2 separate regions of the Homo sapiens genome follow, and region 1 is linked to region 2. A link is a contact called in ENCODE Hi-C or POLR2A ChIA-PET data. All regions are on one chromosome and are shown on one strand. The core of a region is the stretch at or near the end of the contact, and the rest is flanking DNA. Distances in the headings are between cores, read along the strand shown.

Region 1 (6,012 bases), core at 1,997-4,496, 330 kb after region 2:
TGCAAAGGCCTTCACGGTATGTGTTTCCTCAAGATAGCACACCCCCAGGAAGTGTCTTCGATGTGAGTAATGGTTTCAGTTTCGGTGGGCAGCCAGAAGTCTCTTTGGGAAAATATGTCGTTAAATATTCTTTGGTTTGTTTTTTATGATCGGCTTTGCTTTCTGCCCCCTTCCTCTGTCCTTCCCTCCCTTACTTCAATTCTGTCAACATCCTCTTTGAAGTTTCATGGATCTGTTCACCGAAATTGGGTAAAATCAAAGAGACTTAAAAAGAAACCCCAATTCCTTTTTAACCTCCAAGTGAGAATGGGTTGAAAAATGAGACACACTCGAGGGGCATGATGAGTTAAACACTGATGTGTCTCATCCTCAGAGAACAGGAAGGGCAGATCACCCGACATCTGGTTAGAAGTCAGCTTCATAATTCATGCAGATATTGTGAAGAAAATTCCTCAGTGAAGCCTGGAAAAATTTAGCTTTGCTCAATGCAAGGGAATAAATCAGCATTGTTTCCGCGTGCAGCCCTTGTTTTAGAAAGCAAGGGTAGCTGTAAGCAATACTGAGTCCCACCTGTGAATGTCCTCTTTCTCTGCCACCCCTACCTCCTCCACCTTCTCCTTTCCTCCTAGTTTTGGGAGTCCTGTAAAATCCTGTATTTACACTGGGATACTGGAAAACTTGGTCATTACCAGCACATAATGACAGGTTGGTTAATTAATGGTGTGCATTCAAAAATGGGAGTAGGACAAACAAGACAGCTAATTTTGATAATGAACAGATTCGAAGCAACCAGATGACAGTGTTCTCTGTATATAGTTCCACACCAGCCATGTTTTTGTTTGGATTCTGTGTTAATTTTAGAAACTGTAAAACACAACATGCCAAATTGGTTGATTGAAATAGTGCTACTTCCCAGAGGCTAACAATCTGTTGTCTCTTGCAAGAGGCAAGAGGTTGCAGCATAAGTGCTTACTTGGTTATAGGCAAGAGCCTCCACGCAAACCGGGGAATTGAGACAGTTGTCCAGGAAATTCAGTGCCTCAGTTAACTGGCTGCTTTGAGTATTTTGATTCTGCTTGATGCCTGTCTGCGTATTCCTTCATTCATTTGTTTATGCTGCCATTCATTACATATTGGTTCAACTCTCTTTGCCAGTATAGACCCAGATTATATTTTGATCGGGAACATTGTCTTTTTAGTCAAAGTTACAAAGAGTATTTTCCCTAAAGACCAGTCAAGGAAGCTGGCCATTTCAAGTAATCTACAAATATTTATTCCTGAAGGAATACTAACTTTTTAGGGACCTTTTAAACCCAACAAAATCTAGTTGCTGGGTTTAAAATGAATAGAAGGAAGGACGGAAGGAAAGAGAGAAGGAAGGAAAGAAGGGAGATGGATTGGTTTGTGATTTTTAATTCAGACAAACTTTGAAGAAACACCCTTTCTTTAAATAATAAATACTGGCTGCTAATTTGTTGAATTTTAAATAATATGATAAAATGGTACTTAAGGAAGCTATACACAACAAAGATAAACATTTTTGCTCTCATGGGATCTCTATTTAAAAGTAGAAAAGATTGTTTTAACAGAGCGTCATATAATAGCAAATATGGTAGCTGGCTTATTAGAAAGTCATAAATGTTTATGTTTGACTCACATTTTGTAAAATGTTGTCACTGAGCGTGGTTATATATGGCAGTTTCTTGTAGTCCGTCTCACTAAAATTAACTGTTCACTAGTAAAAGGTTCACAATACTGGGTATAACTTAATGAGAATTAAAACAAGCTCCTCTTTTCAGCAGAGCTTTTGCTTGAGAGAAAAGTCCCCCCAGAATATCAGGGAGATACTTCAGATAAACATTCAGAATCACCTCCTGGCTAAGCATGTGAGCCAGGAAAAAAAGAAAAAAAAAAAAAAAAAAAAGAAAAAACTCAGTCAAGACCCCCATGGCAAGTGGAAAGGATTTGAAATAGCTCATAATTTGGGCTTTGAGCTATTCTGCAGGGTTGTTAGCTGTTTGGTATGATTCGTTTTATCCAAGAGCAGTTCCGGATTGTCAGGCATCCTCTCTTATTGCAAAGATAAATAAATAGAAATTCAGACATTCGGGGAGAATTTGACTTTTATTTCCTTCTTCCTCATTAGAGCCTATTTGGACCCTCACCCCCACCCCCACCCCCCTTTTAAGCCTTTCCGTTTCATGATAACTCTTTCAAGAAGAGAAACAAGCATAAAACAAACAACAGTTAGAAAGAAGCAACCACCTTGTTGGGGATTCCTGTGAATGTATTTAGAAATGAAACACTTCTTGCTTTTGCTTTAATAAGCATTTAGGAGGCTCTACTATCGGGCCATGAGTAATGAGAAAGAGGTATGGTTTTGATTTACTACTGTAGTTTAAATAGACTTAGAATCCAGTGAAATTGTTTTGTTCTAATTCTATCCATTTTTTTCTCAGTTCACCAACTTCTCAAAGAAAGACTTTCCCCAAGTAGCCGGCATTTTCCCAGTATGATAAGGCAAGCAGCGAGAAAGTTTTGTTGTTGTCTTTGTCTTGCTTTTCCCCACTTCAAGCCTCTGAGGCCCCATGGAAATCCTTGGAGTACACTTGGTTGAGTATGGACCATTCTAAATGAAATACAAATCAAAAGCATCCTTTCACTGGCCCCTTTAGGTTCTTAAGCAGAAGAATGTTCTGATCACTGAAGCCATTTCAAGACCTGAAATTAGAAAGTAATAAAAAATATCACACTCTCCCTGGTGGGTAGGACATATAATTGGTTCCCCAGCAGGACTTCAGCTCCAAGTGAGAAATGCGTAGCCTGTGGATCCTTGCTTTCAGAAGAACCACATGCAAACACTACCAAATAAGTAAAAAATAAGCAAAGGGAAACAGGAAAACCAGAGACAAATTCAGAAATAAATAGCCAAGGGCTAGAAAGAATAAAGAAAAAAAAAAAGCATTAACCCCAGATGTCTTTAAACACAAAAATTTGTGCACAAAACACCAGACGAGACGGTAAGTTTATGTGTTTAGATCAGCTTGGACAAACACCGCTGTTCAGGACTGCAGTTATTTTTTTGGATTCCATTCTGGCTGCAAGATGTTCTTGGGGAGAAAATGGACTGTGCTCACACAATCCTAACTGTTTGGGATTTGACTTAAAAAACTGGCCAGGGCCTTGATTTGCAGCTCACTCTTGGCCTAAGCCCGGCGTTCCAGCCGGTTGGGTTTTGTTGCTCGTGGAGTTTGGAAGCCGAACAGTTGGGGTGTGCTGCGATGGACAGGGCCACTGAGCACACAGAGCCTGGTGCTATGCTGCCACCTTCTGTCTAATGTGTCATAGCAAGAGGTGGCTGAGCTCTGGACTGCCTAGAAAACTCGGTGACTTTCTGCCTTTGAGAGTCAGGTCCTCTATAATCTGCACATTCCGGAGCAGCAGTGCCCTCTCTTCCTGTACACCTGTGGGTTCAAGGCCTTGGGGGCTGGCCCTTTGATAGCTTCTTCCAGAACCCACGCCAGTCTGTTTGTTTGCCTCTCTTCCTCATTCCCTCCCTCTCTCCCTGCCAGATCTTGAAGTTTCCGTAGGTAGAAGGGTCTGGAAAAACGAGGTTGAAGGCAAAGACAGGGCTTTTCGTTTTCAAACGTCAGCACACTCTTGTCTAAATTACTGCCAAAGACAAATGGGATGAAGTGGAGGAAAGGAAAAGTGAGATTGAATAGCAGGAAAAAAGCCCTGACAGCAAGATCTATTGCCCTGTGGAGAGGTGTCCCCAGGGGTGAGCTATTGGTTGAGATATTTAAAACTTGAGTGGACAAAACATTAGACCCTTCACCACAGGGAACAATTCTACAGCAGCCCCTGGGACCTGACCCTCGTGAGCGCAGAGGTCCTTCCCAACTCTAATTTTTTATGATTTCTCAATTGACTTCCCATTCTATAAAAAGTATTCTGTTGCTGCTCAGAAACCCAACTGCTTTGACATTCTGTTTGAGGTCGGGATGGTTTCAATCTACTTTCAGTTGTGTGCAGCATTGAAAATGCCCCTATACCTACTTTTTTTGAGCCAAAGAAATGTAAATTCATATAATTAAGCCTAGAAATATGTATTTGAGGAATGACATAGGGGACACTGCCCTTGACAACTGGCCAAGACATGACTCGCCAAGCACCCGGGGATTTGCTGTACAGCCTTTGACAAATGCTTACCCTTTCTGAGTCACCAGTTTTCATTGGGTTGTCTCACTGGTCAGGATGAGAATATCTGATGCCAGTTGGGAACATTTTGGAAGGACTGTGGTGGTGAAAGAAATAGCTTAGTTCTGCACCTGATTGCCAATCACTCCTTGTTGTGAGGATTGTACACTTCTCAGCTTGCAGGCCTGGATCAGGGGAGACAAAAGGAGGGAGAGAGGTGAGATGTCGGATGTGCGGTCATGGTCTTTGCTTGCAGGTTCTCCCTCCCTGGGGTGACTGGGTTCAGCCATCCAGCTGATTATTTTTAGGCTCTTGTTAATTGCCAGGCATGGAGCTAGGAGCTTGTGTGTCAGAGTGGAAGTGAACAAAAACAGTGGAGAACAAATGGAGTCCTCAGGGATACCTATCTCAGTGGCTTCGAACTGTTCTTAGGGTAAAGTTTAAAATCCCACATTCTGCAAAGCATCAGGTGATCTGGCCCTTCCTGCTTCTTTGATCTCTCCTTGGACCTTTCTCCAGCAGGCTGAGTTCCCTCAATTTTCCTTGGTGAGCTCTGTTTCTTCTCATCTCAGTGCCTGCCTGGGTGCTCAGCCCAGACACTCCTGGTCTTGCCACCCCTTTCACCTGGTCAGTGCTGCTTCTCATCTTTCAGTTCCCAGCTGTAAGGTCTCTTGCCCAGAGACGCCTTCCCAGACCTCTGGGCTGGGGTTCAGTTTCTCCAGCATGTGCCCCTCTGGGCCTTGTCTCATCTCTATCCAAGCACATGCCATTAAGGGTGAGTGCAGGACTGGAGGTTTACTATGGATCTCCTTGCCAGCCCATGCTCCGTGTGACAGGCAACTCGCTTGTCTTGTCTTTGCCTCGCAGGGCCTCCCACAGGGCCTTGTTCAAAGTATAGCTGTTGAGTGGATGAACAAATGAAAGGCTGAATGAATGAAGTGCTATAACATTGGTAGGCACTGTTGCAGAGGTTGAGATAAGGAATTGCACCCGGAAGGGCTTCCTGTAGGAAAAGTTAAGAGTTTCTCTGTTAAGAAAGGTCTGGGGGCAGTTTCTACTGGTTACCCTCCTCACCCCATCCCCACCAGCCTAGGAATGGGGTCAGTTTAAAATTTCTCATTGTAAAATAATACATAGCTGTAGTAAGAAATTCAAACATTACTGAAATGTATAAGCACTAAAAGTCACCATCCTTGCCCCTACAGACATCCTACCCTTTTGGGGATAACCATTACTTCCCTTCCTCCCTCCCAGATGTTTTCTTTATACCTTTTCCTCAGTTGTGGAATTATTTTAAAGTGTTTTATTCTGCCCCAAAAGGTGTATGACAATGTCCTAGAGGGCCTGACTCATTATTTTACTCAACTGGGGATTTGGGGAAAGTCTGGAAAAGTTTGCAGGCCAGAGTTTATTTCCTAGGAGCCAATTTCCCAGCCCTGGGACACAGGGGTTTTGGTCTGGAGAGACCTTTTTCAGTAAGTACAGTGACTATTGATTTCTGCCACAAAGAAGATTGATATGCCAGGAAATCTTAATAGTATGGAAAATATGAATAGTTTGAATGCATTTATGCTCAATAATTCTCAAGTTTAGGGATCGCTTTAATTACACACACACACACACACACACACACACACACACACACACACACACACACAAACCCTGGAGCACAGATGTTGGTCTTCTTTATGATGAGCAGGATAGGGTGAAAGGGGAAGAGTTAGTGATGAGAGCTGATGTTGGTGAGGGCCCTTCATCGGGCTAAGTGCTCTCTCTATATGTATCATTTTATTCAAGTTCCCTGACAACCTT
Region 2 (5,664 bases), core at 1,237-3,736:
TTTAATGCTTTTGAATTAAAAATGCTAGAACATGAACTGATTCTTCTATCGCTATTTAGATAGAGCCTTGCAAGAGCAGAGCACGCATGCTTTCTTTAAGAACAGGTTGGTTTGTGGTCGTCTGAGGACTGTTTTAAGGAGACTTATTATACACAATCATCCCCCACAAATGATTTCTAAAGAGAGGCTGGTATGAAAGAAGGAGTTTCCATGATTCTGTCCTGTGGTTCTGGGGAATTCTGAAAATGAACTTTAGATATTTTTGTGAAATTCTTATTTTCATATTTTTGGTATCTCAGAGTTTTCTTTTCTGGCTTCTGTTTAACATACTCTTCTTTGCCCTAAATCTCTCTTATTTTTGCTCCTTGGGACAACTGAAGAATCCTTAGATAATTAATAGTATGAAATACTGCCCTTTTAGTTGAAAAATGTCACAATAATGTAATAAGATAAATAAGGAGGTGTCGCTTTAACCTGTATCGTGTAGTCTCCTCTACTTACTAACACTTACTTGTATTACTAGAAGCATTATTTTTTAAATCATGGAAAATTGGTGGCAAGCTGAGCATACAGTTGTTTATTTCTGTTTGACTGATTATTACAACTTCATTATTTGATGAAGGTTCTGTACGTTTTCCTTTAAGACACATAGAAATTGTGAGAAGATCCTGCAGCCCCGAAAGGCTACAGTGTTGATCCAAGGACTCTGAGCCGAGTGCAGGGTTTGTACTTGGACCTGCAGGCTGGGTGGCGTCTGTGGGAGCAGTGTGTTGAGAGAGATTCTGAGGCTGTATGTGTCAGGGCCTCCAGGGGAAGGATGCATTGATGGATTAATTTCTGCCAAGGCTGAAAGAGGAGAGAGTAAGAGGCTGTAGAGGTGTCACAGCTGTCATTGCTGTTTTAGGCAGTCAAGCTTTTGGGAAAGTGTCAGAAATTGAGCCCCCTACTGGATCTATCGGAGCCCTGTCAAATGTCCATTTAGATGTCCTGGTGAACAAAAGTTCTCTGACTCACCATTTAAAAACTTGTTCCAAATGAAATTATGGGAGAAAGGAACATTTTTCATCCGAACCCAGAATGAGGATGTACCCAAGGAAAAGGACGTAGGCTCAGGAGCTGGACTGTGGCTCAGCTGGCCTGATGTATCCCACTTTGTTCCTCCCATGGCTGGGATGTCTCTTTGCTCTCCATGACCCATGTATCTTGAGGACATGACACATGGACCAAGCTTGAACTGCGGATTCATTTTTATGCATTCTACCTGTGAATGATTGCAGCGGATCTAGTCGTATTTCTGAGAGTTACTCAAACTGGACTTCAGCAGTGAACTCTACAGTTCTCTTTTCCTCCCACCTTTCTATTAGACATTGCATGATACAAAAATCAAGATATTTCTAAGAGGGTGATAACTTCAATGTTATCTAAACTTTTAATTTGGAAGAAGAGGGGTTCTTTGTTCTTTTTAAAAAGATACAAACGAACTTCTTTATCTGATTCTTTTTTTGGTGCAAACCCATGATGCCTTCTTCCTGATTCATCTGCTACACTGTGAGTTCAAGCCTGGCGTGGGACACAGGCACAGCTCTCATGCCAACGATCTCATGGTTAAGTTTTGGAACATAATTTGAAAAATGTAACCCATTGAGAGGCAGTAAGGACATACGGTGAGCTAGTGCGTGTTTGGACGTCTGTGTGGAATAAGTGAGTGGGTAGAGAGGACATTTGTCAAGGAGCGGGAGGGCGGGCCATTGGCTTGGGGGAAATGGGCTGAGACTCTAGGGGTGGCCAGCACCGCATACGGAGGCCAGCAGGGTTGGGCTTGGCTAAGTGCTGTGGTGTCTGGATGCCTATGTGAGTTTCCTCCAGAAGTTTTCAGTTGGCAAAGTAGAACCTGCTGGATATGTAGCAAGGGTGTGGATTGTCGGGATCCTGCTGGGCGCAGGCGTGTGATACCAGAGGTCAGAACAGAAGCTGAGGGATGAGGCTTTGGGAGCTTTTTGTCATGCACTGTCCTGGAGCCTCAGTTACTACAAAGTCTGCAAATGATAGACCGGAGCTTTGGTTCTGCCTGATGCTAGCTCCCCTGTTCCTGATTTTTCTTTTCAATATTAGACTTAATCCCAGAATTCACATGTTGAAAGAAAACTTAGAGGTCTAGTGACATAAAAGCCTCATTTTGATCGTTACAGAACTGATGCCTTGAGAAATGGAGAGAGAAGTACACGATCATGGTAATACTGGATGTTCACTGAGCACTCACTAGCTCCAGGCCTTTTCTAAGTAATTTATGAAGTTGTCAGGTTTAATCCTCACAACGCCCTTATGAATGAGCTATTGTTATTATCCCGATTTGGCAGATGAGGAAACTGAGGCTTGAGGGGAGGATGACGTACTCAAGGTCACACAGCTGGGAGGCGGCAAGCTGGAAGTTGAACCCAAGGAGTCTCACATCGGAGCCAGGACTCTCACCCTTCAGTGTTATGCTGCCTTAATCAGGCACACATACAGGCGGGGAGAGGCAGGTTTCCGGACACCAGACTAGGCTGGTGCCGGTCAGGCTACACCAGGGAACCTGGAGGCCTGTCATTCTTTTGTGATGCTGTTAGTTCCTGTTGAGGAAGTGAGGCTTTGTGGGTTCCCAGGAGGAAAAGGTATGAACTCATGGCAAAAGAAAGGAACCAAAAAAGGGAGATTTGCATCACAATGAGCCTTCTATTCATCCTAAATTATACCTCCTTTTATACCATGTGTGTCTGCAAACTTGTGGGTAAATCACAAATCTTTCTGGTAAGTTACAATGGATGGAAGGTTTTTGCATTTCTCTCAAATCACCAACCATTTAATGCTATGTGTAGTCACTCCCTAATCTATCTTTTGTATAAATTTGGATCTTTGAGTATTGGGGTTTTCCATGATGTTTGGCAGTTCCCCTTAGGGTGTCTATCTCAAAGTTTGTCACACTGACAAGCTTTGGGGAGAGAAGTTAGAGGTGGGCTTCCCTGTTTTTAGTGGCTGTGTCTGATTGTTCTGTCTGTTCTCCAGGACAGGAGAGATTGATTGCTTTCTAGCTTTTTTTAAAATTAAAACAACAACAACAAAAAAATACAGAAAGGTACAAAGGATAACAAACACATTCATGTACCTGCCACCTAAAATAACAATTACTAATCTTTTCACCCTCCTAGCCCATGATCTTCCCTCCCAGGCTGTTATTAATATGAAAACCGAGTTCAGGTTTTTATACTTTTCGACATCTATTTATATTAACGTATGTATTATAAATAATCTTAGTAGTTTTTAACTTTGACATAAGTGGCTTCACATTCCACATAACATTCTGCAGCATGTTTTCTTTTATTTTTATTTTTTTCTTTATTTTTAAATTTTTATTTTGCAGCATGCTTTTCTTATTCAACATTACATTTGAATTTTTTCAACATTGTACATTGAAATTTAGCTCATTCTTTTTAACTGCTCTGTAGTATTTATTGTATGCATATACTACAGCTTTCTATTTCTGTATTGATGGTTAATTAGGTTGCTTACAGTTTTTTAAGATTACAGATTCTGCTGTAATAACCATCCTTTGGGCAAGTGTATGTAGGTACCTATATATGAGTTTCTCTAGGATTCATACCAAAGTAGAGGAATTGGTAGGGCATTGGTTTGCTGGTTTTAATTTTAATTCACATGCTATTGTCAAGCTCTCCAGAACAACTGGATGAGTTGATTGGATCAATGAGTATTTCCATCACCAGCATATAAACTCTTTCCTCATAATCACACCAATGCTTGATCCTGTTGGACTTAAAATTTTTGCCAATTTGCTGGGTATGCAACGGCATCTTACCTAATTTGCCTTTATTTGATGACTCCTGAGGTTGAACATCTGGTCATATGTTTATTTTCTCCTCTGTGGCTTGCCTGGTTTAATGCCTTCTTCATTTTAAAGAATCAGATAGTTTTCTGTTATTGATTTATAGGAACTCTTTATATAAGTTGAAAACTTGATTATATGTGTTGGAAATACTTTTTCTAGGCTGTGATGTTTTAAAATATTGCTTTAGATGGGTTTTCATTTTTACCTTTTATTTTAGAGATGGAGTCTCACTGCATTGCCCAGGCTGGATTGCAGTGGCTATTCACAGGAAAGAGCATAGTATGTTACAGCCTCCACCTCCTGGTACCAAGAGGTCCTCCTGCCCCAGCCTCCTGAATAGGTGGGACCACAGGTGCACATCACTGTGCCTAGCTTTGGATGGGTTTTGAAAGAAAGAAGTTTTAAATTTTAATGCCCTCAAATTCATCTGTATTTTCCTCTGTGCTTTTATTTTGTACCCACTCTAAGTAGCTCCGAATTCTGCAGATAGTTGGTGCAGGAATTCTGATTTTGAGTGGACATCTGCTCTCTAACAGTCACATTGAAGGAAATTAGGTTTTTTTGGTAGGAATCTAAGCAAGGGGTTGATTTGTAAACTAGGCTTTAAATATGATTTTAAGCAACTCACTTAGAACAAGATACAAAAATTGTGGACTGGACCTATATCTGGAAAACTTGAAAGTGCTAGGGCAATAAATAATTCTTGGTCACATACAGCCGAGATCCTGGGCTCCTGACTCTGGGACAGAAGCTTTCTATATTTTATCTCATCAGTCTTTGCAACAGGCTCCTTGAAGCAATTTTATCCCCATTTTAGAGATAAGAAAACCAGAGCTTAAAGCAGTTAGATAATTTATGAAGTAAGTGGCAGAGCCAAGATTCAAATCCAGACCTTTCTGACCACAAAGCTCGTTGCTGAATACCGCGCCTCATTGCCTTCTTGCGAATTACTTGGGATTTGTTTGAATCCCAAAATCTTTATATGTTATTTTAAATTTGAATCTAATTGGAAGTGGGGCAGTGAGGGTAGAGGACAGAAAGAAGGGGAAGAGCTTGAGACTCAATAATAGAAACAAAAAACCCGTCTCCAGGAGGGCGGTTCAAAAGGAAGAATTCCATATTTCATGTAACTGAAACGTTAAAAGCCCAAATAATTGCATCATGCAAGTCTGATGCTGAGTAATCACCCTCCCCCATATTATTGGGGAGAGGGGGCAAGAAGTCTGGGAAGCTGTTTTTGCCTAAGGAATTACATTCCAGGGGACTCTGAGGATTTAGGTAACCACAAAAGCCATTTATTTCGAGTACACTGAGATTTCTACCACTTTGATCCCTAATCCATAGCATAATTAATAAATGAAATGTGCTGTAGCATGGGTTTTTTACAAAGTGTACTTTTAAAATGGCTTTTGGTCTGACATGATTCATTTGCCACTTGGAAAAGCGTCATCGCCTCAGATGGGCAGGCTGGGAGAGGCTGCCTGGTGGGTAGCTGAGGGCGGTTTCCTGGGGCACAGTTCCTGCCTTGGGCCTCTACAGAGCGGTCTCATCCAAACATCTCCCAGACTCTGCGTTTTCCAGGAAGCGTGCAGAAATAGGAGGCCAGTACTGAAATGCTATCTGCTCTGTGTATGTCAGAAGACCACAAACCACTTATAACAAATGAAGATCTTTTTATTTGTTCTTATCCCTTTATGTCACTTGAGGAAAGTTGCTGTGAGTAGGTGATGATCATTACAGTGATCACTGGTTGCCCAAACTGAGAAGCCAGACATTTGGCTTGG

Evidence for each region. A loop is a pair of places that touch in the nucleus more often than their neighbours do. ChIA-PET counts read pairs that join two places held with the same protein, here RNA polymerase II (POLR2A). Pooled maps may share reads with other maps.
Region 1: a loop to region 2 is called in a map of IMR-90, with 4 times the contacts of the local background. The contact joins two enhancer-like sites. A Hi-C loop is called at or near these places in 2 of 168 maps with a recorded cell type or tissue (IMR-90 and ascending aorta) and 7 of 50 pooled maps. POLR2A ChIA-PET finds 5 or more read pairs at or near these places in 1 of 52 experiments (H1).

The regions. Positions count from the first base shown.
Region 1 is chr10:113,382,010-113,388,021 of GRCh38, forward strand. No RefSeq gene overlaps it. Among named protein-coding and RNA genes, the nearest start is that of HABP2, 170 kb to the right of the region's middle. RefSeq lists an enhancer at 1-643 and a silencer at 3,301-3,410. Within about 2 kb of position 3,247, at least 8 of the 41 ENCODE cell types and tissues checked have a DNase peak (open chromatin) inside an H3K27ac peak, as active enhancers do; they include ascending aorta, where a contact is called at or near this core.
Region 2 is chr10:113,051,490-113,057,153 of GRCh38, forward strand. All of the region lies in intron 5 of TCF7L2 (transcription factor 7 like 2), which reads left to right. Among named protein-coding and RNA genes, the nearest start is that of SNORA87, 9.0 kb to the left of the region's middle. RefSeq lists enhancers at 1,478-2,456, 2,457-3,435, 5,363-5,664 and a silencer at 2,421-2,715. Within about 2 kb of position 2,487, at least 9 of the 41 ENCODE cell types and tissues checked have a DNase peak (open chromatin) inside an H3K27ac peak, as active enhancers do; they include ascending aorta, where a contact is called at or near this core.